Linked DNA regions of Homo sapiens: all the other regions are linked to region 1. A link is a loop called in an ENCODE intact Hi-C map of the cell type or tissue named here. Cell type or tissue: dorsolateral prefrontal cortex. All regions are shown on one strand. Links, peaks and the distances in the headings refer to the core of each region. The heading gives the core; the rest is flanking DNA. Region 1 overlaps SHROOM4 (shroom family member 4). Region 2 has its middle 7.1 kb from the start of BMP15. Region 3 holds the start of SHROOM4 (shroom family member 4). Region 4 overlaps SHROOM4 (shroom family member 4).

The links. Peaks named below come from ENCODE experiments on the same cell type or tissue, not always from the same donor. Only the 100,000 strongest peaks of a DNase experiment are listed, where the experiment ranks them.
Region 2: it touches region 1 in a loop (11-fold over the local background); 62 of 110 quality-filtered maps call a loop at or near these places.
Region 3: it touches region 1 in a loop (10-fold over the local background); 11 of 110 quality-filtered maps call a loop at or near these places.
Region 4: it touches region 1 in a loop (4-fold over the local background); 13 of 110 quality-filtered maps call a loop at or near these places.

Annotation. Positions count from the first base shown.
Region 1 is chrX:50,744,841-50,751,006 of GRCh38, forward strand. All of the region lies in intron 1 of SHROOM4 (shroom family member 4), which reads right to left. Among named protein-coding and RNA genes, the nearest start is that of SHROOM4, 66 kb to the right of the region's middle. In dorsolateral prefrontal cortex, for the core only: CTCF peaks have their summits at 2,951 (motif pointing right), 3,152 and 3,967; no DNase peak of the experiment used is centred there; H3K27ac peaks cover 1,114 bases; H3K27me3 peaks cover 4,910 bases.
Region 2 is chrX:50,900,562-50,906,727 of GRCh38, forward strand. It overlaps the pseudogene H3P44. Among named protein-coding and RNA genes, the nearest start is that of BMP15, 7.1 kb to the right of the region's middle. In dorsolateral prefrontal cortex, for the core only: a CTCF peak has its summit at 3,270 (motif pointing left); a DNase peak (open chromatin) is centred at 3,280; H3K4me3 peaks cover 625 bases; H3K27me3 peaks cover 4,788 bases.
Region 3 is chrX:50,811,552-50,817,717 of GRCh38, forward strand. SHROOM4 (shroom family member 4) reads right to left here and starts at 2,643. Exons shown (of 9, transcript NM_020717.5): 1 at 2,351-2,643. The coding sequence starts at 2,467. RefSeq lists an enhancer at 1,690-2,191. In dorsolateral prefrontal cortex, for the core only: no CTCF peak of the experiment used is centred there; DNase peaks (open chromatin) are centred at 1,853, 2,890 and 3,300; H3K4me3 peaks cover 3,367 bases; H3K27ac peaks cover 5,000 bases; H3K27me3 peaks cover 3,224 bases.
Region 4 is chrX:50,689,041-50,695,206 of GRCh38, forward strand. All of the region lies in intron 2 of SHROOM4 (shroom family member 4), which reads right to left. Among named protein-coding and RNA genes, the nearest start is that of SHROOM4, 120 kb to the right of the region's middle. In dorsolateral prefrontal cortex, for the core only: CTCF peaks have their summits at 2,903 (motif pointing right) and 3,103; no DNase peak of the experiment used is centred there; H3K27me3 peaks cover 2,643 bases.

The DNA.
Region 1 (6,166 bases), core at 638-5,637:
GTACAGTCTCTGATGTCATGTTCATTTCTCTTCTTGTTTTACTTTTAAGTCTGGCTTTCTAGGAGTCATCTTATATCAAAAGGTCACAGGTTTTTCTTAAGTTCCTAGATCCAGTAAAGCTTCTATCTTTTGCCAATGTATCTTTGTATGGATTGGGGAATGCTTTCATACTTCAGGAAGTCTTTAATTTTATCCTGCATTCAAATAGGGTTTAGCAGCTCATAAATATCATATCTCTGGTAGCTCCCACACAGGTTTAGCCTAGTGTGTGTGTACAGCCTTCCAGACCAATAGACAAATGTGATCTTAGCAGGGCATTTTTAAACTCTTTCCACAGGTCTCTCTCTGAAATGTCTGGCTGGTCTTTTTTCTTCTAGCTGCTACTAATATGTAATTCTCTAATATTCACTACTATAATCTCTGCTGTTTTCAACAATAACTTTAGGCATGAATTCCTTCATGCTCTGTTCTAAAGTCAGTCAGTCCCCATAGGCTATGTTACTATTTGGAGCTGGATGAGGAGAGAATGATATGGCAGCCTGCTTCTTCTACAGTGACATCTCTGCTCTATGAGCCCCCTGAAGTCCTTGTCTGACAAAAACAAAAAAACAAAAAAAAAACTGGGCCCTCGACTTGGGAGTGGGGAAATAGGAGCCCTGGTCTTCTCCAACTGCCATTCACAGTTTGCTGCAACTGTCTAGGGTAGTGCCTTCATCTTAAGAGTGGGAACTGAGCACGGAATGGGAACCCCCAATCTTCTTGTTTTTTGTGGCCAAGAATAAATCTTGTACAACAGAGAACTGGAGATGGAAGAATGAGAGTCACTAGCAGCCTGATCATTCTGGAATGAAACTATAGCTCTATAATCAACAGCTGGTAAGAAAGAGACCCCCTGTTTTCTCGGTTGTACTCACCTGGAATAAATCTTCTGCAACATAAAGTTGGGAGGAGGAATGGAAGCAGTTCCTTGCTCAAATGCCAATTGTTCTTACCAAGGTTCCATAGATTTTTCTTAAATAAGTGATTCTCAATTTGTTGCATGACCTTGAGCCAGTTTCCAGATACTTTGAATGGTTGTTTTACATCATCTTCTACCATTTTAATGGTTGTTTTACTGGTGAGAGGGTTTGTTGAGCTCTTCACACTAGAAGTTGGTCTGTCACAATTGTTAATTCAACACATGTTTAGCACACACCTACTATGTACTAGGTGTTATATACACTGGATTTGTTTGAATTAACAGATTTATTAATGTATAGTTGATATACATTAAACTGCACATATTTAAAGTATACAATTTGATTATCTTTGACATATGTACCTTCTATTACTATAATCAAGATGGTGAACTTACCCATTAATCCCAAAAGATTTCTTGTGCCCTTTGTATTGCCACCCAGTTTTCTCTGTCCCCCTCCCTCTGGTAACCATTAATTAGCTTCTGTCACTATAGATTAGTTTTTGCACCTGTTTTTAATTTACAAAGCTGATTGGTGGTGAAGTTTCTCTTTTACCAGGGGACCACCCTCAGCCCAATTGCTCTTTTCTTATGAGCAGAACATTTTTAGAGATTTTCTTTTTGCCTCTAGGTCAAAATTACTCAAGAGAAAACAAAGAATCCAGCCACCGCCATCTCTGCAAAGGGAGTTTTAGTAACCAGCTCACCAGATTCCCAAGTATATGTTTCCAGACCTCCAAAAAAGGCAACAGCATTTCACTCCTGTTTGAGTTGGTAAATTCAAGTCCTTGCATTTAAGGAGTTATAGGCTACAGTGTAAGAAAAGCCTTAGGATTCTTCCCTTACAGTGGAGAAGGGTTGAGAAGTCACCAGGGTTCTTCTCACTGTCTTTGCTTAGGTACCAGCAAGGGCTATTAAGCAACCCAATGTTTTCCCATTGTCCTTCACATGAATGATTATAAACTCCCAGCACAGTCTGAGGGACTCAGGGTGGTCCAGTTTCTACAGAGACCCAGGAATTGAATCCCCAAACTATACACATGCTATTACTTCTTTCACTCTTCAAGAGGAAAATGATATGGCAACTCCAGCAGGCTTAGCTGTTATCAACTAGAACTGATCCTAAGAGCAATGATTTATTGCTTGCCTACCATATATCAAGCACTGGGCTAGGTGGTATAGAATTGTTAATCTCATTTATAATACAACCAATCCACAAAGTTGGTACAATTTTTTCCCATTGTACACAAGGGAAAGCTGAGGTAAAAGGAGGTGAAAGGACTTGTCCCAGATCATATTCATAGTGACTAGCACAGGAGAAACTGAAACTCAGATCTGACACTTAGGTTACCCTCTATCCACTGTACTATAATGTCAGATTGCTAAGCTTAGGGATTTCCCTCCACATCCCAAAAGCCTCTCATAAGAGGAGAATTCCAACTATATGGCTTTTCATCTGTGTGGCAATAAATGCCACCTGGGACCCTGTATTTTTATTGCTTTTATACAAGCCTATATCACTCTGTCAGACGAATTAAAAGTGCTAATTCACATAAATGCCCCTCTTCAAAAAGAGCATGGGAAATATCCAGAAAACCCATGAATGAATTCAGAATCAGGCTGTGACTTTGACTGTTTACATGACAGCGAACCACAAATGCTGGATTACATTCCAAGCATCTGTGTTTAGCACCTTGGAATCTTGTAATATTAAAAAAAAGTTCTGACAAATAGCTATCCATGGAATGTAGAACTCTAACTCAGTTATGCTGTGTCAGAAATTGGCGAAGATGCTTACTGCAATATTTTTACAAGGGCTATCTTACAAAATTGAGGCCAGTATGCCATCTTCCAGTTTGTGCTGCATCTCATGCAGGTTTGTCATTCATTAAAAGGCTACAAAGAGATTAAATGGAATAGGGCTACTTGGCTCAAACAAGAAAGAATTCAAGTTTAAAGCAGTTACTGACTCTCCTCAGTAGAGGGCAGTGGTGGGCAGGGCAAGACTGGCAGGAGGAGAAGGGGGGAACATTAATTTCTGTGGTGTACCCACTAAGTGCTCAGATACAGTGCTTAATGCTTTACAGACAGTATCTCATGAATCATGGGTATTACCCTATAAAGGAAGGATTATTAGCACCATTTTAGCCTCAAAGAGGTTAAATGAATTGAACGCAGATCTGGTGCCATCTAGTTCAACTATTCCATGCTGTTGCCTGAAAAGTACTGCTTTATTCTAAAGTGTCAAAACTGGAAGCTTATACTGATGAACTGAAAGAGGAGACTCTCCTAGGATAGAGTAGGTCCCATATATGATAGTATCCTGAAAGATCGAGGCTGGCTGGAACAATGGAAAACATTTAACAAAGATAACATGTAAAAATTATAAACTTCAGAGCCAGTGACAAGGTGGAAATGATCTACAAGAAGTGGTTCAGAGGATTGGAAAACTGACATATGGGGAACAGTTGAGAGACTTGGAGAAGATTAGACCAGGATGCCTGGCACTAGGGAGGTGTTCATACATGTTGGAAAAACTGAATGTAGAAAATATCATGAGAAACCTAACATTGTCTTTTAACTACCTAAAGGGCAATTAGTTATCAAGAAGGTACATACTGTTTTGTGTGGTTCCAAAGGCTAGGACCTAGATCAGCTGGAGGGAGATTTTAGTTTCTTAAAAGGAATAATCTACTAAAAAACATAAAACTCTAAGAGAGAGAGAGCAACTCAAAACTGACATGAGTTGCTGTGTGAGATTCAGTTGTAAAGATGACCTCCAGGAACCCTTCCAACTCCAGGAAGTTCAGATTTTGTGCTGATTAAGACTCCCGGGATGGCTTCTTTACTCTTGTCAAGTGATGTTCTTAAAACTTTCCAAGAAAGAACTAGTTGGTCCCCCATACTTAGGAGCCAAAGTATTCAGACCATTAGAATTAACTCTCCTAAGAGGACCTTATCCACACATCTCCAAAGAAATTATAGGAGAAATTCTGAGACTGCCTCACAAGAGGGAGCCATTGCTGTTCCACTGGAATCTGTATATTGGACCAATTAAAGACTACAAATGTACCTTTTATTCAAAGAAACAAATAAACATAGTCAAAAAGTTTAGCCATTTCATTAAAGATGCTGGGCCCAGTGGCTCACACCTGTAATCCCAGCACTTTGGGAGGCCAAGGCTGGTGGATTGCTTGAGCTCTGCAGTTCAAGACCAGCCCGGGCAACATGGTGAAACCCCACCTCTACAAAAAATCCAAAAAAATAGCTGAGTATGGTGGTGCACACCTGTAGTCCCAACTACTGGGGAGGCTGAGGTGGGAGGATTGCTTGAGCCCAGGAGATGGAGGCTGCAGTGAGCCGTGATCACACCATTGCACTTCAGCGTGGGTGCCACAGTGAGATCCTGTGTCAAAAAACAATACAAATAAAAAGAGAAGAGGCCACTGAAATACACACTTATAAAATATGATACCAAATAAAGCCTAATGATGATGGAATCTAAAGAATCTAACCCTAGCCATATCAGAATAAATAAGTCAGTCACTCACTCATCAGCATTTCCCTGGTTCATCTTATTATATGCCGGGCTTTGTTCTGACTAATGGAGATAACAGAGAGAAGTTAGAAACAATTACCACCTTTAAAAGGGTCACAGTTTAGTAGTAGAGAGATATCTTCATAGATAATTTACTCCCTGTATAGAGCAATGGGAGGATAGAGATCTATACAACAGGCTGTAGAACCACAGAAGTAGTAGGGATGGAATGAAGGAAAGGTTATACAGAGAATATATCATTTGAGCTAGACCTTAAAAAATAGATGAGAGTTCACCATGTAGAAAGAGGAAGGGTACATTCTAGCAAAGGGTACAACATGTGCAAAGAAAAAGAGGTAGGGAAGATCTTGGGATATTTAAGAAAGATAGTTTGTCAGGTATGGGTTGGCTAGGGCATAAGATGTATGAGAAAGTGGTGAATCAATTTCTTCATATTCTTGCTATGGAGAGATTCTCTCTAAAATGGCATGTTCAGCAAGCTTACCAACTGCTGATACCCTGAACTGGCTTCCACTGATGACCGCAGACTGGGCTGTGCGCTTGCCACTAGAAATCTGGTTTTTAGAAGACCTCCATCTACTATCTCTCTCTTGAGGGTTACCAAAGCCACAGTGAACTGGAATTGGACAACAGGGAAGCTTCTTGAGGACCTCAACTTGACCATAGCCACCAACACAAGAGGACAGACATCTCATTATCTTGGCCTCTTCCAGGTGGCACTTCTAGGAATGGAATGATTGATATAGAGGTCTTTGCTATAAGCTATGCCCAGATCTTCTTACCATGAAATCCTGAGACCACAAAAGAATGCCATATGTGCCAGCTCACCTGGCCAACATCAGTTACTAAAGGCCCATGCGTTTCCAGCAGGAAGTGTCCAAAGGGCTTCAGTCAGGAATCCTTACTCCTATTATTTTTTTGATACGGAGTCTCACTCTGTTGCCCAGGCTGGAGTGCTGTGGCGCAATCTCAGCTCACTGCAACCTTCGCCGCCTGGGTTCAAGTGATTCTCATGCCTCAGCCTCCCCCGAGTAGCTGGGATTACAGGCGACTGCCACCACACCTGGCTAATTTTTGTATTTTTAGTAGAGATGGGGTTTCACCATGTTGGCCGGGCTGCTCTCGAACTCCTGACCTCAGGTGATCCACTCGCCTCGGCCTCCCAAAGTGCTGGGATTACAGGCGTGAGCCACTGTGCCTGGTCCCTTCCTACTATTATGACAGACCCTTCCTAAAGGGATGAACTTCTGAATTTGCGGGTAGCCTCCTTCTTAAAATGTTCAATGATCTCCTGTTTCTGCTGCTATGCTTCTCCTGAAGCAGCCAAAATTCCAAATCATTTCTAGCAGTAGATCTGCATTGACCTCAGCTGATTTTAAGACCTATATGGGAAGCAATCTTATTTATAATATTTATCATCCTTCATCATCCTCAAGCAAACGATCAGAGTGGGAAATGCTAGAAAGTAGTACAGTGCTGGGCATTTAATAAAAGTTCTCTAACCATAGCTTGATTAAGGTTGTCCTAAAATGGGCCACTAGAAGATGCTGGCCATTAAGATTTGACAAAACATTAACGTATCACTTAATATGTCACTCCATATTCAACAATAGGAGTTTGTCTTGCTCAGTAAAAATGGGATGAAATTA
Region 2 (6,166 bases), core at 393-5,392, 160 kb after region 1:
ATACTCCCCTGGTTTCCCTGGGAGTTATTATGGTTTGTAAGCAATGATAACAGTTAAAATTCTGCACTCTCATGCTAAGGTTTACAAGGTTGTTTCTAGATTTCTCTTCCTGGAGATTCTCTACTTGGACACCCCCTCCAGCCTAAAGATCCCAGAAACATCATGAGGAGCTCTCATAGGGACTGTTGGATAGAAGCAACTCTGTTGCCACGCTGAAGACCAAATTCTGGAGATCTAGCACGGGAATCCAAATCTGAGGAGTGCTGTAGAAGATAAGTACAGACTCAAAGGTGTGACAAAAGCCGAGGACTTGGAGTCAAGAGACCTGTGTGCAAATCTGCCTTTCATTATAACTGTTTGATCCAGGTTAAATCACTTAACTGCTTTGAACTTCAGTTCCTCTTTCTCTAAAACAGGAATACAATTACAGTACCTACTTCACAGTTGTAATTAATGAACAAACAAATGCACAAAGGATCCAGTATACAGTAGATAATCAGTATCAGTGACTTGTATCAGAACTTCTTTCTTACAACTGCTGTGCCTTACAAATGCTGCCCAACTCCCCATAAGGGACCCATGGTAGAGATGACACTGCTCTTCAGGTCCTTCTTACAATTTTCAAGGCAATATTTGAAAAATTCTGAACTGATCCTGGAATGGCAACCTTCTTTTCTCCACCTATCAAAACCCTATTTGTAACTGTGGACCCAATTCAAGTGTCAACCTCATTGCACATATTCCTCAAATACTTTTTAGATCTTACCTAGGGACTAAGGGAAGAGTTCCTCAAGGAAGAGATGCTTGAGCTGACAGATGAAAGCTGAGTGAGAGTACCCTAGGGAAGGGGAGAGGAGATTATATTCTGGGTAGAGGAGACAATATATGTAAAGATCTTCAGGCAAAAGGTAATCTAGTTTGTTGGAAAAACTGAAAGAAAATCAGAAGAACAGTGAGGCTAAAGCACAGGGAAGGCCAAAAGCCTTATAAATAGAGTAGCTGTGCATGGCTGTGCAGTTGGAGCCCAATACAAACGTACCCTGTCAAAGGGGCGTGTGAGGACGGAAATCCAGCCTGTGTTCTCCTTGCTAAACCATGCATTTATAGGGCTCTATATACCCAGAAGGAGTGCCTTTTTCTACTTTGTCCACCCTTGTTTTAATTTTCAGAAAGATAAACAAAAGTTAGCAGCATCTCTTACGAGGCCATGCATGTTCTGGCTCCTATCTATCACACCATTCTTACCTGGAACTCTTACCCCCATTCTCTTCTTTGTGCTCCATCCACACAGGTCTTCTGCATCCTCAGGACTTTGCATTTGTTTTGCTTGTTATATGGGGTTTCACTATCATCTACCTAGTACAATTCTTGGCATACTATTGAGGCTTGATGAGTATGTCTTAGCATTGAGTCCATGACCTGAGGCTGATTTGGCTCCATCCGAGTCTGGACCTGAACCAACTGCAATTGGGTTAGACCTGCTCTGGTCTTCAGGCTAGTGAGGCTGGTACAATGCCCATTTCTAAGTGCTGGGAGCAGTGAATCTTCTTACCTAGGCATGGCAAAGGAGTCACTTTTTGTCTTGGGGCTGCTAAAATCTTTACAGATTGAGAGTCACAAGGGCTTCTTAATACAGGCAATATTAATTTTTTTTTCTACATGGGATTGAAAGAATTGAGGAATGTGGTTGTTTCAGACTTTCCTGCACTTCAAAACTCAGAAGAGCTTTCTCTAAGGATACATTACAACATATTCAACGAGAGTCTGCCCATCAGCCTAGATTTCTGAAAGAATGATAAGCTCCTACTGCAACCATTTGTTCAACAAATATTTATTGAGCATCTACAATAATTAATAAAATAGGCATGATCTTTGACTTCACAGAACTTAGATTTTCGTGCCATGTTCAGAAGTCTCTGTGGGATTATTTTACAGGGGAAATGTGTTTTCTTAAGGTGCCAAATGCTCATTGGCAGCTTATATAGCAACTAATAAAGCACAAGAAGGGTCAGCCTTCCTGGGGTCCAAATCCTAGTGGATTCTACCATTTGAGAGCTGTGCTACTACCCTGGGCAAGTTACCTTTTTTTATTTTCAATTTTCTCACCTGTAAATGAGAATAATAATGCTTTAACCTCATAGAGTTGATATAAAGATTAAACAAAGCATAATATGTAAAAGAATGTAGCCTAGTGCCAAATCAATAAATACTTTTATATAACACAACATACTCTTGTTTTATGGAAAATGAAAATTATTTTTAAGATAAAATTTATCTGGGAAATAGGTCCATTTCTCACGAACTCAGAATAGTAATCAGAGGAAATGTCATGGCTATGGGAAATGTTTCCTATCTATTATGTCCTGATCCAGGTTGTTATTTTCTTGAGATAGAAATCTTTATCTTGGTGTCTGCCAACCAACCCCAGTGCCTAGCATAGTGCCTGGGAGCACTGCAGATAGAGGACTTGTCCTGTTAATTTCTGTACTCTTAGGGACTGGTATAGTGTCTAGAACAAAGTATGCATATTATTCGGTTGGTGCAAAAGTAAGTGCAGTTTTTGCCATTAGTTTCAATGGCAAAACTTAATAGCTATATAAGCTTATTTTTGCGCCAACTTAATAGCTGTATAAGCTTATTTCATTCTCACAACAACCCTCTAAAATGATGCTATTATTATCCTTATTATTAGATGAGGAAGCTAAGGCACAGAGAGATTAAGCCAATTGCCCTAAATTACCAAGCTAAGAGTGATAGAGCTGGAATTTAAACCAAGCAGCCTAGCTCTTAGCCTGCACGGTAACACCTAACACAATCAGATAGGAAGTGATTACTAGATATTTGTTGAATAAATGCAATTGCAAGAAAATGTAAATTATGTTCATTTAACGGAAGAATTCCATTATACATGTGTGCTTAATACAATAGCGATATTCTGAAAAGTTAGATAAAAATCAATTCTTTGTAAACTTCATGCATTTCACTAGTGTGCCCAGCACATTGTAGTTTGAAAAAGTAACCCATACTGAGCTTTAAGGGTTCCTGCTATTCAGAGTAAACTGCGGTGATCCGTTTTGTTGTGTCCTTTTGTCAAGTCAGTAATCACCTCCTAAACTGTCTGATTTATAATTAGTTTTTTTCACATACTGGCTTTTTCTAAAGCAGGAAGGGCTGGTATATATCCTTTTTTAGATCTTGTTCCGATCACCTATTAAACGGCCCCTCCCTACCCCCTATCAACTAGAAGGCTAGAGAGACAGCTGGTGCCCTCTTCTGGGGGTTTAGGGCTGTTGCATACATTGGGCCCACCACGGGGCATTTCCAGAAAACAATTATGTCAACTACTTTTCAAGTCTGATGATAAGAATAGGGTTGGATTTTTATTCTTTCTTTGAAATAAGAAACTATATCTTTCCGAAAATAAGAAAGTTGACTGTAGTGTCCAGAACAAAGTATGCATATTACATGCATAAGCTTATTTCATTCTCACAACAACCCTCTACAATGGTGCTATTAATATCCATTTTAGAAAATGAAAATAGGAGACTCAGCCAGGCGAGTCTCCTGAAGCCCTGTTGGGTAGAGGGATGGAATTCCACTGTGGTGCTGAGAAGACGCTTCCTTCAGTCAGATATATTTTATGTATGTATGTATGTATGTATGTATTTATTTATTTATTTTGAGACAGAGTCTCACTCTGTCGCCCAGGCTGGAGGGAGGTGGCTGGAACTCAGCTCACTGCAACCTCCGCCTCCCAGGTTCAAGCAATTCTCCTGCCTCAGCTTCCCGAGTAGCTGGGATTACAGGCATGTACCATCATGCCCGGCTAATTTTTTGTATTTTTAGTAGAGACAGGGTTTCACCATGTTGCCCAGGCTAGTCTCAAACTCCTGGCCTCAAGTGATCCACTTGCCACGGCCTCCCAAAGTGTTGGGATTACAGGCCTGAGCCACCGCACTGGGCCTCAGTCAGATATATTTTATGTATACTTTAAAATCGCACGCTATTAATGAAAAAATTGAGCGCTTGAGGATTATCTACGTGCTAGATACTTTAGATACATTATCTCATTTAATAGAAGTGCAAACAATATCCCCAATTTACAGTTAAGAAAACTGAGAAGCAGAGAGGTTAAGCATTGGCCAAAAAATAACAGAACCAGGAATTTAAACCCAAATCATGCTCTTTCCAGTGTAATATGTTTTCTCTTTCTACTTCTTATGATCCTGTATCAAAATCCCACTACTAAAAGAGATGGCAAGGAAATGTTCTTGACATATGTAAACCCAAGCCAACATCACTGAAACATCAAAAAGAACCATGCCCCAAACCTCTATATAGACCTCTTGCTAGTTGTTCTGACATCTTGTTTTTTTTTTGTTTGTTTTTATGTAGTTGTGTTGAATTCTTTTTTAATATAGTTGTTTTGAATAGAAAGATAGGAAGTGGGCCGGGCGCGGTGGCTCACGTCTATAATCCCAGCACTTTGGGAGGACGAGGCAGACGAATCACCTGAGGTCGGGAGTTCGAGATCAACCTGACCAACATGGAGAAACCCCATCTCTACTAAAAATACAAAATTAGCCGGACGTGGTGGCACGCGCCTGTAATCCCAGCTACTCGGGAGGCTGAGGCAGGAGAATCGCTTGAACCAGGGAGCCGGAGGTTGCGGTGAGCCGAGATCGTGCCATTGCACTCCAGCCTGGGCAAGAAGAGCGAAACTTCGTCTCAAATAAAATAAATAAATAAATAAATAAATAAATAAATAAATAAATACAGATAGGAAGTGGTGTTCGCTCTCCAACACCACCGCCGCCTCTCGCTTGCAGAGCTCCACCTGAAGCAGAAGGGGGATAACGAAGGAGGTCTCTATACCATGGCTCGTACAAGGTGGACTGCCCGCAAATCTACCGGTGGTATAGCACCCAGGAAGCAACTGGCTACAAAAGCCACTTGTAAGAGTGCGCCCTCTACTGGAGGGGTGAAGAAACCTCATCGTTACAGACCTGGTACTGTGGCACTCCGTGAAATTAGACATTATCAGAAGTCCACTGAACTTCTGATTCGCAAACTTCCCTTCCAGCGTCTGGTGCGAGAAATCGCTCAGGACTTTAAAACAGATCTGCGCTTCCAGAGGGCAGCTATCGGTACTTTGCAGGAGGCAAGTGAGGCCTATCTAGTTGGCCTTTTTGAAGACACCAACCTGTGTGCTATCCATGCCACACGTGTAACAATTATGCCAAAAGACATCCAGCTAGCACGCCACATACGTGGAGAACGTGTTTCAGAATACACCATGATGTGAAACATTTCATTCTCAAAAAAAAAAAAAATCTTCTTCCTGTTATTGGTAGTTCTGAACGTTAGATATTTTTTTTTCCATGGGGTCAAAATGTACCTAACTATATGATTGTGAGTGGAAAAATAGGGGACAGAAATCAGGTATTGACAGTTTTTCCATTTTCATTTGTGTTTGAATTTTTAATATAAATGTGGAGACATAAAGCATTAATGCAAGTTAAAATGTTTCAGTGAACAAGTTTCAGCGGTTCAACTTTATAACAATTATAAATCTGTTAAATTTTTCTGGACAATGCCAGCATTTGGATTTTTTTTAAACAAGTTAATTTCTTATCGACGGCAACTAAATGGTGTTTGTAGCATTTTTTATCATACAGTAGATTCCATCCATTCACTATACTTTTCTAATTGAGTTGTCTTACATGCAAGTACATGTTTTTAATGTTGTCTGTCTTCTGTGCTGTTCCTGTAAGTTAGCTATTAAAATACATTAAACTATAAAAAAAGAAAGATAGGAAGTTTAAATTGGTAACAGACAGAGGTTAAAGAACAAAGAAAATGTTGGGAAGCAGGGAAGGGGTTAGGAAAGGAGGGAGTTGTGTGGCTGCCGCTCTACAACTCCTGAGGCTAGAAGTGGCATATCAGGTTGAGCCCCAGCTTTCTGGGGAATTCAGCTTGCATCAAATATAATAATAACTAACCTACATCTAGTACTTACTTTGTGCCAGGCACTCTTTTAAGTGCTTTACATCTGTTAACTCATTTAATCCTCACAAAAATCCTGTTTTACATGTTAGAACATTGTAGCAGAGAGAGGCTATGATTTTCATTTTACAGATGAGGAAACTGAGGCACAGAGAAGTTG
Region 3 (6,166 bases), core at 471-5,470, 67 kb after region 1:
TTCAAGGAGAAAGCTGTATTGTTCTGAATCATAAAAGGAAATAAAATCAAGGTTGAAAAATGAAGAGGGAATTAATGAAATATGCCAAAACAGTGTCTTGTCAAGAAAAACACAATACAGGCAATCATTGTGCTTAAAAAAATACTATGGTCCCTTTATATACCGTTGAAGCCAACCCAGTTATAACTGACTTTTACTGTTAAGAACTAGGCTATTTGGGAGGAATGGGAGAAATAATTTTATCCCTTGCATATCTAAATGCATGTCATAATGAGCCTTCATATAATAGGGGTCAACTGTACATTCAGTGGAAAGGGAATCATTAAAAGGCACCCTGCCTCTCAACACACGAAGCACTTCCTCTACAGCTTGGCCAAGGAAACCCTCATCTACCCTCTCAAATAATCCCCCAGCCAGACCACAAATTGCTGGCTGCCCCATACTTAGTAACACCCCCTGCCATGCTCTCACTGGCTCACAAAATAATCCGGGACCACAGCAGCAAGCACTCTCTGGGGTGCTTCTCAAGATGGGTCAGCTCTGGGCAGAGCTGAAAAATGACCTCTCCAAGGCAGGTTGTCTAGGCAGACTGTGGAAATTCTGTGGGCGGTGTGAGGAGAAAAAGAAAGGGAGGAACTGCCAGATCATGGAGGGCTGCATATCCCATTGTGACCTTGGTGGAAAGAGTGGGGAGAGGAGGAGCTTGATTAGAAGAAATTCCTGAAGGCCAGGATTCCCCTCACCAAAGGAGTTGAGTGTTTTTGTTAAAAAAAAAAAAAAAAAAAAAAAGCATATAACTTTCTCCAGAGAACACTGGAGGGAGACTGCCTCAGGAGGGGTTGTGACAGTGGATGACAAACGCATCTCAGGCTGGTTAAAGTACATGACAAGTATGGGGGAAAGGGTGCTGGATGAAGATCTGGGCTAGTTTGGGGAGGCTAATGATCAGAGGGGTCCCTGCCAGCCCCTCAAAATGTTGCCTCAGCATACCTCAGACTCCTCAATCTGATTGGTACACCCATGGCAACACTCCAGGGTTGCTAAGAGTGTGGGCCCCAAGGCCTGAAGGATCCCATACACTGGAAGTCAACCACAGGCTCCAATGCAAGGCGAATGCCGCACAGGTTATTGTGGGTGTGTGTTGCGGTGGACGTTTGCTGAACCCTCTGCTGAGATGTGACCAATGTTGAACCCCACCCCCCCGCAAAAAAAAAGTGATATTTGCTCCCTGCTGAAAAGACACATCTTTCTATCTCCAGCCTGAACCCACATCTACAACTTCAACTGCCATTTAAGCGGGTTGGAAGCGGGAGGGCTTTTCGGATTTGAGGATTTAAGAGAAACAACAAAAAAGTGGAATAAAGTTCGTAAAGTCCGTTCACTTGGCAATCTGGCACCTCAAGGTGAGTCGTCCCACAAGTCACTCTTCCTGGTAACAGCTCCAGCTGCCCCTACCCCTCGCCCTCACCCCTACGGGGGAGGCTCGCTTTGGGGGTTCTGGAGCACTCAGGAGAGCTCCTCTCTCCTGTCCTCAGCTGCAACTTGGCTTCCAGCAGATCACAGACTCCTAAAACAAACAAACCCTGGCGGCGGCGGCGGCGGCGGCAGTGGCGGCGGCGGCGGCGGCGGCGGCGGCAGCGGCAGCAGCAACAGCAGTAGCTCCAGCACAGCTGCGCTCCATGGCGCAAGTTTCCTCCACACTTCTCAACGTGCAGGAAATCTCGCCGGCGCTGGGGCAGGACTCTGGAGGGAGGGAGAGGCCGAGCCGAACCGGCGGCAACAACGCCCCAAGAGCTGAATGGATGTGTGCGCGTCCGGCCGTGGGAAGTGTGGCTGGCAAAAGCCACCAATGGCCTCATCTCCGTTCCCACACCAGCCCCTAGCCCTGCAACCTGCCTGGGAGGGACGGCCCGCCGGTCGATAGAGGGGACAACGCTGCCAAGAGAGCTGCCAAGCCGCGATGACTGTCCCTTCAGTCCTTCACTGTCCCGCAGGGACGCAGAGGCCTCCAAGGAGAAATCCCCAACAGCCTCCACTTCCTTCGGCCCAAACTGAGGGAAGTAGCCGCCCCGACGTGGGGCAGCAAGGGCTGCCCCAGCGCCCTCGCGAGTGTGTCTGCGCGCAAGGTTCTAGCCGGGGGCCAGTTGTGCTCCCAGCTCGTGTTCCAGCCACCCTTAGGGGATGTCTGCACCTGGACTGGTGGCAAGACCCCTCCGTGCCGCTCAGAGGGTCTTTCGCTCCCAGCCCTAAGTTTCAAAGTTGGCCTGAGGGCCCCGTCCAGCGGCAGCCTTCGCACCCGCTTGTCCATTCAAAGTTAGGCGCCGTTAGGACATCAGCCGCCAGTTCTTACCTTAGACACTGTGAGCGGCTCACAGTGTTCCAGACCCCCCTTAAGGGTGAAGCCCCAGGGTGCCCCCCCTTGCAGCTGCACAGGGACGTACTGGAAGGACCCAGGCCGGTTCTCCATCCTCGGCTGGGCTCAGGCGCCGCCGGGCTCCTTTTCCGAGGGGGCTACGTTGCCTCCGCCCCCAGCAGCTCCGCCACCATCGCCCTCCAGCTCTACGCCACCCCGCACCGCCCTGCTCCGCCTACTCTCCCGGCTGGAGACGCTCAGGCAGCGAGCGAGCGCAAGGAGGAAATGACACGGAGCTGGAGAAAGGGGGAGAGAGGGGGGAAAAGGAGAAGGGAAAAAAAGAAAAGAAAAGAAAGAAGGAGAGGCGGAGGGATAGCGCGTAATGGACAAGAAAACGGAGCAATGGGGAGGGGCAGTCACTGGGACCTCGCCTATAGGATCGCTGGGGAGTGGGAGCGAGGCGAGGCCTCACATCAATTGTTACATTGTTTCATTCAAGCAGGGCCCCTCTTTGGTCCTCCTCTTTACTGCCGGGTTCCCCGCCCCTCCAGCCAGCCCAGGCGAGGGGAGGTGAAAGTCGTTAGTGTGGACGGCCCGCGTGGCTGAGTGGGCTGAAACGCTGGTTTCCTGATTAGCGCGTTCATGTTTCTCTGACTGCCTTTTTCTTCTGAAGGTCCCGAGAACGGAGACCTGGGAGGGTTAAAAGGCTGCTAATTTGTGGACCTTGCCTAGAGGGGTGGAAAGCAAAGCCAGCAGGCCAGCGGACATAGTGAGGCTGTGTGTGTAGACTGCTCTGTGTGTACGCGCTAGGTGTGTGGGGTCATTATGAAACATTGCCCCAGAGCATAGTTTAAATAAAGAAGCACTTTGAGGATGCCCCCTGCTCGGGCTCCCCCGCACCCTGGCTCAGTGTTGGTGTCTATGGCTAGCACTGTGCTTGTGTATGTTCCAGTCATCTGGAGTTCCTGGCACGGCCTTGCACTTGCCCCACCGAGATGAGCAAGCCAGCAATCAGCAAACTTTATGACTAGCAGTATTGTCTCTAAACAAACCTACAGGAAAGAGCATCCATTGATAAGCTGGCCAATTAATAATGTTGTGCCTTTGGGAAGAATCAGCTTTTAGACTGGGTCCAGAACATCTCTGCACATCTGTTCAAGCTTGACCTTGTAGTTTCTGAGCTGGGCTTTTGTAATAGACCAAACAGCCACAATAATAGTCCTGAAAAGCGAATTTGTTACTGAATCTTGTGCTGATTTCTCTGCCTTCACTTGGACAGGTTATCTTCTCTCTTTGAGGTGTTTTCTCTGGAGCCACATGCGGGCAGTGAATTTTTAAAGGGCCTCGCACTAGCGGAGAAAGTGTTGACAACTCAGTTGTGACTCAACAGGATGTTCCCACTCTGTCTCGCCTGTTCAGTTTCTTCCCCTGTTCTTGTGCAGCTTCTTCTTCATGGCCAACAAACACACTGCGGCCCCTTCCTTCACAGCCAGCTTTCTGCGGTCAAGGTTTCCACTCTCTACTTCTACTTCCTCACCTGTCACTGCCTCTTCAACGCACAGCAGCCTGCGGTGTGCTGCAGCAGGCCACTGAAATGTCTCTCAAAGTCACCCCCCTCCATCAATCCTTTTTTCTTAGCACCCCCCTGGACTGTCTGCATATATGATGCTGCCCTGACTTTTCTTTAATAAAATGGCAATTTAGGTGTTTATAGCCTGCCTTTTTAAAGTCCTTAGAGATGATGCACATGGGAAACCATCCTCGATCTTTTAGGCCTACAAACACCGTCTTGATCATGTTTATTGTTTTATATTTTCCTTATTTGAAAGCAGAAAATTTGATAAAATGGCAACTCAACTTGTTGATTCTTACTTGTGTTAACCTATGTTATAACATTCATTTGCCCTGCCCCACCTTGAAACTCAGCATTTTTTTTCTTTTTCGGATAATATTTCTATGATTGTAACTTGGTAGAATCCAGCGTGTTTCAGTCCCAGCATATCTGTAAAGTTCAGTTCACAGGATATATAGTCATCACTCAAGGACTATTAGAATTATGTGTCTAGACTAGAGGAAAGACGTTTGGAAGCAGTAGACACACATCTGAGCCCTGGCCTTGTCACTAACTAGATGGGTGACCTTGGGCAAATCACTGAGCTAACTCTTTTCAGTCTCCTGTTCTTCCTCTGTAAACTTTAGCTAATAAGCCCTGACTTTCCTACCTCCCAGGACTGTTGAGAGACTAAGATGAAATAATACATATGAAAACACTTTGGTAAGGAAAAAGTAAAAATCCTCTCACAACCTTATTATGAAAGCAAGCACTGAGCTAGTCTTTAACTAACCTATTTTCATTCCAAGCCTTACTCTACAATGATGTCTTGTTGCACTCTTCAGTTTATCCTTTTCATCATTACAGCAGAACATAAATTACCTAGCCCCTTGTACAAACAGTGCATAAGTAGTAGATATTCTGAACATAAGGTGGCTAGATTATCTTGCTTCTTTATTGATAAAAATCAGTGCTGCTAGCAGGCATCTCATTCTTCTTTGGAAGTATACAGTTAGTGGTAGCATGACTGCATAGTGGAAAGGGTACAGGGTAGAACTTGAGATGCCTAGATTCTAAGCTAGTTCTGCCATTAATTCACTGTGGATATTAAGCATGTCACCCCCACTCTCTGTAAGTTGAAGGGGTTGAGCGACTTGATTTCTTAAGTTCCTCTACAGTTTACAAATTCTGTGACTACTTCCTGGCAAGTGCCTGAACGTAGTATATGTGCAAACAAAATCTTGATAGAGTTGAACCAAGTAAAAAGAAAGCAATGGAGAACATTCGAGGGGTATATTACTCTGTGTGTGTGTGTGTGTGTGTGTGTGTGTGTGTGTGTAAAGTGCATGCACACGCTGGAGCTATCAGACAGATGATAAATTCATTCTAAAGTATGTTAAATTGCCTGTGGGGAAAAGGTGGAAAGTCCACTAGGCAGGTAGAAATAGGAAACTGCATATCAAGGAAGGGGTGGTGATTGATAATACACACTTGGATGATAACTGAAGCCATTATTTGCAGTATATAATCTCACTCAGAGAAATTAGAATCTCACCCAGAAAGTAGAATCCTGGATTATGCTAATATTTAAAATATGCTAATATTCAAAAGTCAGGAAGGATAACAAAAGACCCACAAGGGAGTAGACACAGGAGGTGGGCAAAAGGCCAACCAGGGAGAGATAAATTAAAACCAGGCTAGGTACTTCCACCTCATTAAACATTCCTCTCAGGAGTCTTGTATTCATTCAAAAGCTATTGAGAAGTTTACATTTTTGGAAGAAGGAAGACTGAAATAGCAGTCCTTCTCTGAGCTTTTTTTTTTTAAAACTTCCTTAGCTGAACCTTTTTTCTAAACTCAAATTTGAATACAATTTTCCTCATCGCAGTGCCTGTAGCTTTTTTGTTTTTGTTATCATTTTTAAAAATTTTATTTTTCCCTCCCCTGTGGGATCTAATCTAACTCCTTTTTGAATGAGGAACCTCTTGAGATTCTAGAGAAACCTATGCACTCTCTCCCCCTGAAAGCTACACATGTTCACACAATGCTATATATAGTTTGGGCTGAGATTATAGACCCTAGCTTCAGAATCCTTGCTCTAGGCTGGGTGTGGTGACTCACGCCTGTAATCCCAGCACTTTGGGAGGCCTAGGCGGGTGGATGAGGTCAGGAGTTGGAGACCAGCTGGCCAACATGGCGAAAATCCTTCTCCACTGAAAAAAAAACACAAAAATTAGCCGGGCGTGGTGGCACGCGCCTGT
Region 4 (6,166 bases), core at 357-5,356, 56 kb before region 1:
TAATGTATTATATATTTTCAAATAACTAGAAGAAAGGATATTGAATGTTCCCAACATAAAGAAATGATAAATGTTTGAGATAATAGATATGCTAATTACTGTGATCTGATCACTATACATTGCACATTGGAAAACCACTATGTACCCCATAAATACGTACTATGTATCAGTTAAAATAAATTAAAAAATGGAAGTGAAAGAATAACCTGGAGGCTGATAAATGACATTGGTAAGGAAATGAGAGTGATAATCCCTGCTTGTCTGAGCTTCAAAAATGAAGGGAATCTTACATGAGGGTGGAGGAATGATGGTTCGGAAGTTGTCTATGGAGAGCATGGCTAAACCAGAATATGTCAATATACTGTACATTCAATTGTATCTTGCCTTTTTGTAAGAAAAAGTAATACAGTACCCTAAGACTTTACCCACATCATCAAAAATTACTTGTGTTCATTTTCTCTGTCTGTACATTTTTGTAATTTCCTCCATACACAACCTCTTTCTTTCATGCATATTTCTTAAGGGCATTCCTGATTGCTTATGAGTTTGTTCCCATTACGAATGACATAAATTTCTCCATATAGCTTCTAATTGATTACTGTGGTCTATTGTTACCTTTAAATTTGTTACTCTTTGACTTCTCCTTTGAACTGGTTGTAACACTTTACGTTTTCCTCATTAATGAGTGAAATACAATCTTTAACATGTTCATTTTTTGTCTACGTAAGAATCAAAATTTTGCCTTTTAAAAATTATTTTAATACTTGTAATGAATTGTTACTGTCCTATACTATTGAATTAGATTTCATAGAATTCCATGTATATATTTTGCATCTAAATTCACAAATTGGATAGAATATTCTTTCTTAGAGCAGTCTGTCAGGTTTTGGTATCAGAGTAATGCTAGCTTCAAAAACAATGTGAATAATTCTGCAACATTTTCAATACTATAACATACTTATAGAATTAAACGTGGCTATTTCTAGAAAATTTGAAGGAATTCACAGATAAAAATATCTGTCCCTTAAAGCCCTAAAGTATTTTTAGATGTCCCTAAAGTATTTTTGGAAGTTTCTCTTTGATAATTGTTTTCGAAGTTTCTACTGTTACATGTCCATTTAGTTTTCAACTTCTCAATAATTTCTGGCATTTAATATTTTATTAGATATTTTTAAGTTCTCTGAGATTTTCAAATATATTAAGGTACAATTATAGTAGTGCGCCTTTAATTTAAAAAATCTTTCTTTGTTGTTGTATTCCATTTGTCATTTAAATTTTATTGGTAATTCATCTTTGTTTTCTTGATTAAATTTGCTAAAGGCTTATCTATTTAATTCATCCCTCTGAAAAGAAACCTAGTCCTTGGTTTCATATTATATTGAATTATTAGTCATTTAATTTCATTCTTCATTTTTAATAATAAAATATTTAAGGTTATGAATTTACTTCTGAATATTCTCAAAGTTTTGGTAAGTCATGATCTCATTTTTATTATTGTTTGTTAGTCTGCTAGTGTTTCTTTGTGCTAATATTCACATATAAATGTGATCTAAAATATTCAAGTAATTGAAGACTTTAAAATTTGTTTTTAAATTGTAAACATTGTACATTATCATCAGATATTTCTACTCTTAAGCGTGTGTAGGCTGGGCTTGGTGGCTCATGCCTGTAATCCCAGCACTTTGGGAGGCCAAGGCGGGCAGATCACTTGAGGTCAGGAGTTCAAGACCAGCCTGGCCAACATGGTGAAGCCCTGTCTCTACTAAAAATGCAAAAATTATCTGGGTGTGGTGGTGCACGCCTGTAGTCCCAGCTACTTGGGAGGCTGAGGCAGGAGAATTGCTTGAACCCAGGAGGCGGAGGTTATAGTGAGCCAAGATCGTGCCACTGCACTCTAGCCTGGGCAACAAAGCAAGACTCTATCTCAAAAAAAGAGTTTGCAAAGCTTTTCTTTGTGACATACATATGATCATTTAAAAATATTATCTCAATATTTGAAGAGACAATATGCAGTCTATAAACAATTTTCAAAATGTATTAATTGGATCTAATGAATTGTTTTTCAAATCTTCTAAGTACTTTATTTTGGTCTACTTTATTGTCAATTAAATTATGTTAAACTCTCCCATACAGAAGTTTCTATCACTTTTTGTATAGCTGACAGTTTTTTCTTTATATATTTGGATGCCATGTTTTTTGCAAAAAAAAAATGGTTCATAAATATAATATCTTCAATACGGTTTGTATCATCAATCAATATAAAATGAATATCTTGGGATCAACATGGTTGTGTGGTCATTGTTCCTGATTTTTTTTTCCTAATAGAGAAGTGACATGCTCAAATACCTATTTGGAGAATGGATTGATTAGGAAAAAGTGAGACTGAAAGCTGAGAAGCCAGTGGGAAGGCTCTTAGAATAGTCCAGGTGAGAAATCATGAGTGGCTGGATTAAGACAAAGGCAACCAAGAGGTCTATGTAGACTTGGAATTAATTGAATTGGGTGAGAGAGGAGTTGAGGGTGACACCTACATTTCTGATTTAGCTGACCATTATCTAGACAGCAATATAGGAAGAAGAGCTGGGTTGGCTTTTCAGAATTGGCCATGTTCTAAAGTTCCTTCTGTTTATATTCATCCCAAAAGGACTCAAGCCCAGACCTAAAGCTAAGTGTTGGATCTTTGTCAGCTGATTGTTTACTCAAACCAAAGTCTTTCTACCTGTATAAAACACTAGGCTGAATATTCACAAATTTTAGGGTAATCACACTTCTTTTACGTGTTAAGAGCTCTTTCATAAAGTTGACGAAAAATTTGGACTGAACGAGAGGGAATTAATTTCCTATACCGTGCCCAAGGTAGTCCACATGTGAAGGTTAAGTTTTCCACAAGAGGGCAGCATCACCTAATAAATTATGTCATTGTAAGCCTTCACCAATAGGGGCTGAGATGGGGAGGCTAAAAGGGTAGAAAATACAGGTTCCGGGAGCCATAGGACCTGCCACACCATGAAAACCAAAGGGCCCTGCTAGTCCAAGCCCATAATTATAGCCACTCCTAAGTGACTGATAGTGGCAGATGTTGCTACAGTATGAGGAAAGAGGACATGGAACTCACCCTGGCGAGATGAGTGGGTGAAACACCTGAACACTCTCATTCTTGTGACTGGCTCAGAAGACACTCTAGATAGTGTTCACACTCCCTCTAAGTTGCTGGTGTCTCTGTACAACCAGCATCTCACAGGGGCCTTTATTTCTTATTCAGATCATTGCCACCCCTAATGATTCCTTAGCACATCATTCTCTGCAGGTTAGGCTGCAAAGCACACCACCATTCTGATGCTCTCCCAATTTAACAATGTTTGTTTATTCCAATTATGCTTCTTTTAGACCCTAAGGAAACAAATGGGAATGAAATTCACTGACAACCCATTATGTGACAGTCATTTTACATAAATTATCTTATTTAATCATCACAATAATGCCATTATATAGGAATTATTATTTGTCATATAAGAGACCTAGGAAGTTGCAAACATGGGAATATCTAACTCCAAAACAAAAACGCTTCCAAATTCACCAAATTACCCCTCCAAGAAGCCTTATTTAAGACCTAAATCTTGACCAATCCAAGATTTAATCAGTGATAATGTATCTATTATATAAGGCATTACTTAACATGTCACCTCCTATCCATGTACATGGGCAGGTATGGATTAATCTTAGGTACCAGCAGGTAATAGAAGTCAGTGGGATCCTACATAACCTCATTCTTCCTAGGTCCAAAGCCTTTCTCCTTAAATATTCTCTCTTCAGGATAAATCATTTGGATATAGAACATGAGGATAATGGAATAATTAAAGATGGCTTCTGTGTTTCTGACTTGGTTGGCTGAGTACATACATAGTGGTCCTGGTCATAGATAGCGATCTTGGGAGAAGATGATGATGTGTTAGGTTTGGGGCATGTTGTGTTTGCAATATCTCTGACACATTTAAGTATAAATGTCTAATAGGAAGTTGGTTATATGGTCTGGAGCATAGGAGATATAGAAAATAAATTGAAGCTATAGGGCTGGGTGAGATTTTCCAGGGTACATTAAGTTAAAAATGGTGGAACTATGGGAAACACCAACATTTAAGGAATGGTCAGAGGAAGAGCAGGTAGTAAAGAGCCTGGTTTTTAAAAAATGGACAGGGATGTAGGAAAATAACAAGGAAACTGACTATCTTGAAAGTAAGAGGTTTGGCCGGGCGCAGTGCCTTATGCCTGTAATCCCAGCACTTTGGGAGGCTGCGGCAGGGGGATCACTTGAGGTCCGAAGTTCGCAACCAGCCTGGCCAACATGGTGAAACTCCGTCTCTACTAAAAATACAAAAATTAGCCAGGCATGGTGGTACATGCCTGTAATCCAGTTACTCAGCAGGCTGAGGCAGGGGAATTGTTTGAACCTGGGAGGCGGAGGTTGCAGTTAGCCGAGATCATGCCACTGCACTCCAGCCTGGGCGACAGAGCAAAACTCCATTTCAAAAAAAAAAAAAGTAAGAGCTTTTTTTTTTTTTATTAACACGTAACAGTTATACATATTTTGGGGGTACATGTATCATTCTGATACATACATATAATGTGTAATAATGAAATTAGGAAAATTGGGATATCCATCACTTCAAACATTTATCTTTTCTTTATGTTGAGAACATATGAATTCTTCTCTACTAGCTATTTTGAAATATACAATAGATTGTTAACTATAGTTACCCTACCAAACTATTGAACACTAGATCTTATTCATTCTATCTAACTGTATTTTTATACCCATCATCAACCTCTCTTCAACCTCCCCACTTCCCAGCCTCTAGCAACCACCAGTCTACTCTCTATCTCCATGAGATCCCTCTTTTCAGCCTTTACATATGAGTGAGAACATGTAATATTTGTCTTTCTGGGCCTGCCTTATTTTACTTAATGACCTCCAGTTACATCTGCGTTGCTGTAAATGACAGGATTTCATTCTTTTTATGGCTGAATCGTATTCCATTGTATATATATTCCCCATTTTCCTTATCCATTCATCTACTGATGGATTAGGTTGATTCCATATCTTGTTTATTGTGAATAGTGCTGCAATAAACATGGGGGTGCAGATATCTCTTTTATATGATTTCCTTTCTTCTGAATATGTACCCAGCAGGGGACTGCTAGGTCATATGATAATTCTATTTTCAGTTTTTTGCTAAACCTCCATACTGTTTTCTATGGTGGCTGTACTATTTCACACTCCTACCAACAGTGTACCAGGATTCCCCATTTTCCCACATCCTTACCAGCATCTGTTTTTTTTTTTTTAATAAAAACCATTTTAACTGGAGTGAGATAATATCTCATTGTGGTTTTTAATTTCCCTGAAGATTAGTGATGTTGAGCATTTTTTCATATGCCTGTTGGCCATTTGTGTGTCTTCTTTTAAGAAATGTCTATTCAGGTCTTTGCCCATTTTTAAGTTGGATTTTTTTTTTTTTTTTTTTTTTTTTTTTGCTATTGAGTTGCTGTGTGAGATTTTTGGTATTGAGTTTCATAAAGGAAGGTGGGGGCAAAATCTAGAGCTATAATGTTAAATGCCATATATGATGAATATGAAAAATAACCCATTGACTTTGACAATTAGGCAATAATTTGTAGCTTTTGACAGAGTAGTTTCAGTGGAGTTCTGAGGGTCAAATTCTGGCTGCAGAGGGTGGAAAGCTAAATGGCAGGTGGAGAAGTGGAGATAGTGACTATAGACTCTTCCTTTGAGACTGAGTATGAACAAAAGGAGAAAGACGGGGCAGGAGCCAGAGGGAGAAGTGAGATTGTGGGAAGATGCAAGATGGAAAAACTTAGGTGTGTATATACGATAAAGAAAAAAAAAAACAATAGAAAGGGAGAAGGCTGAGCTCCAATAATACAAAGCAAAGGCGCAGCAGCAAAATGAAAGAAAAGCCATGTGGAAAGTTCACCAATAGGCAGATGCTTTTGGTGGTAGCAGAATGACTGTGCCCAAATATGTCCTTCCCTTCCTTCTGCTTATGCCACTGCACTTACCTGCAATGTCTTCCTCTTCTGATGGTTTATTTTTCAAATTATACTCACCCTTTAGCTTAAATTCCACTTCCTCTATGAAGTCTTACCC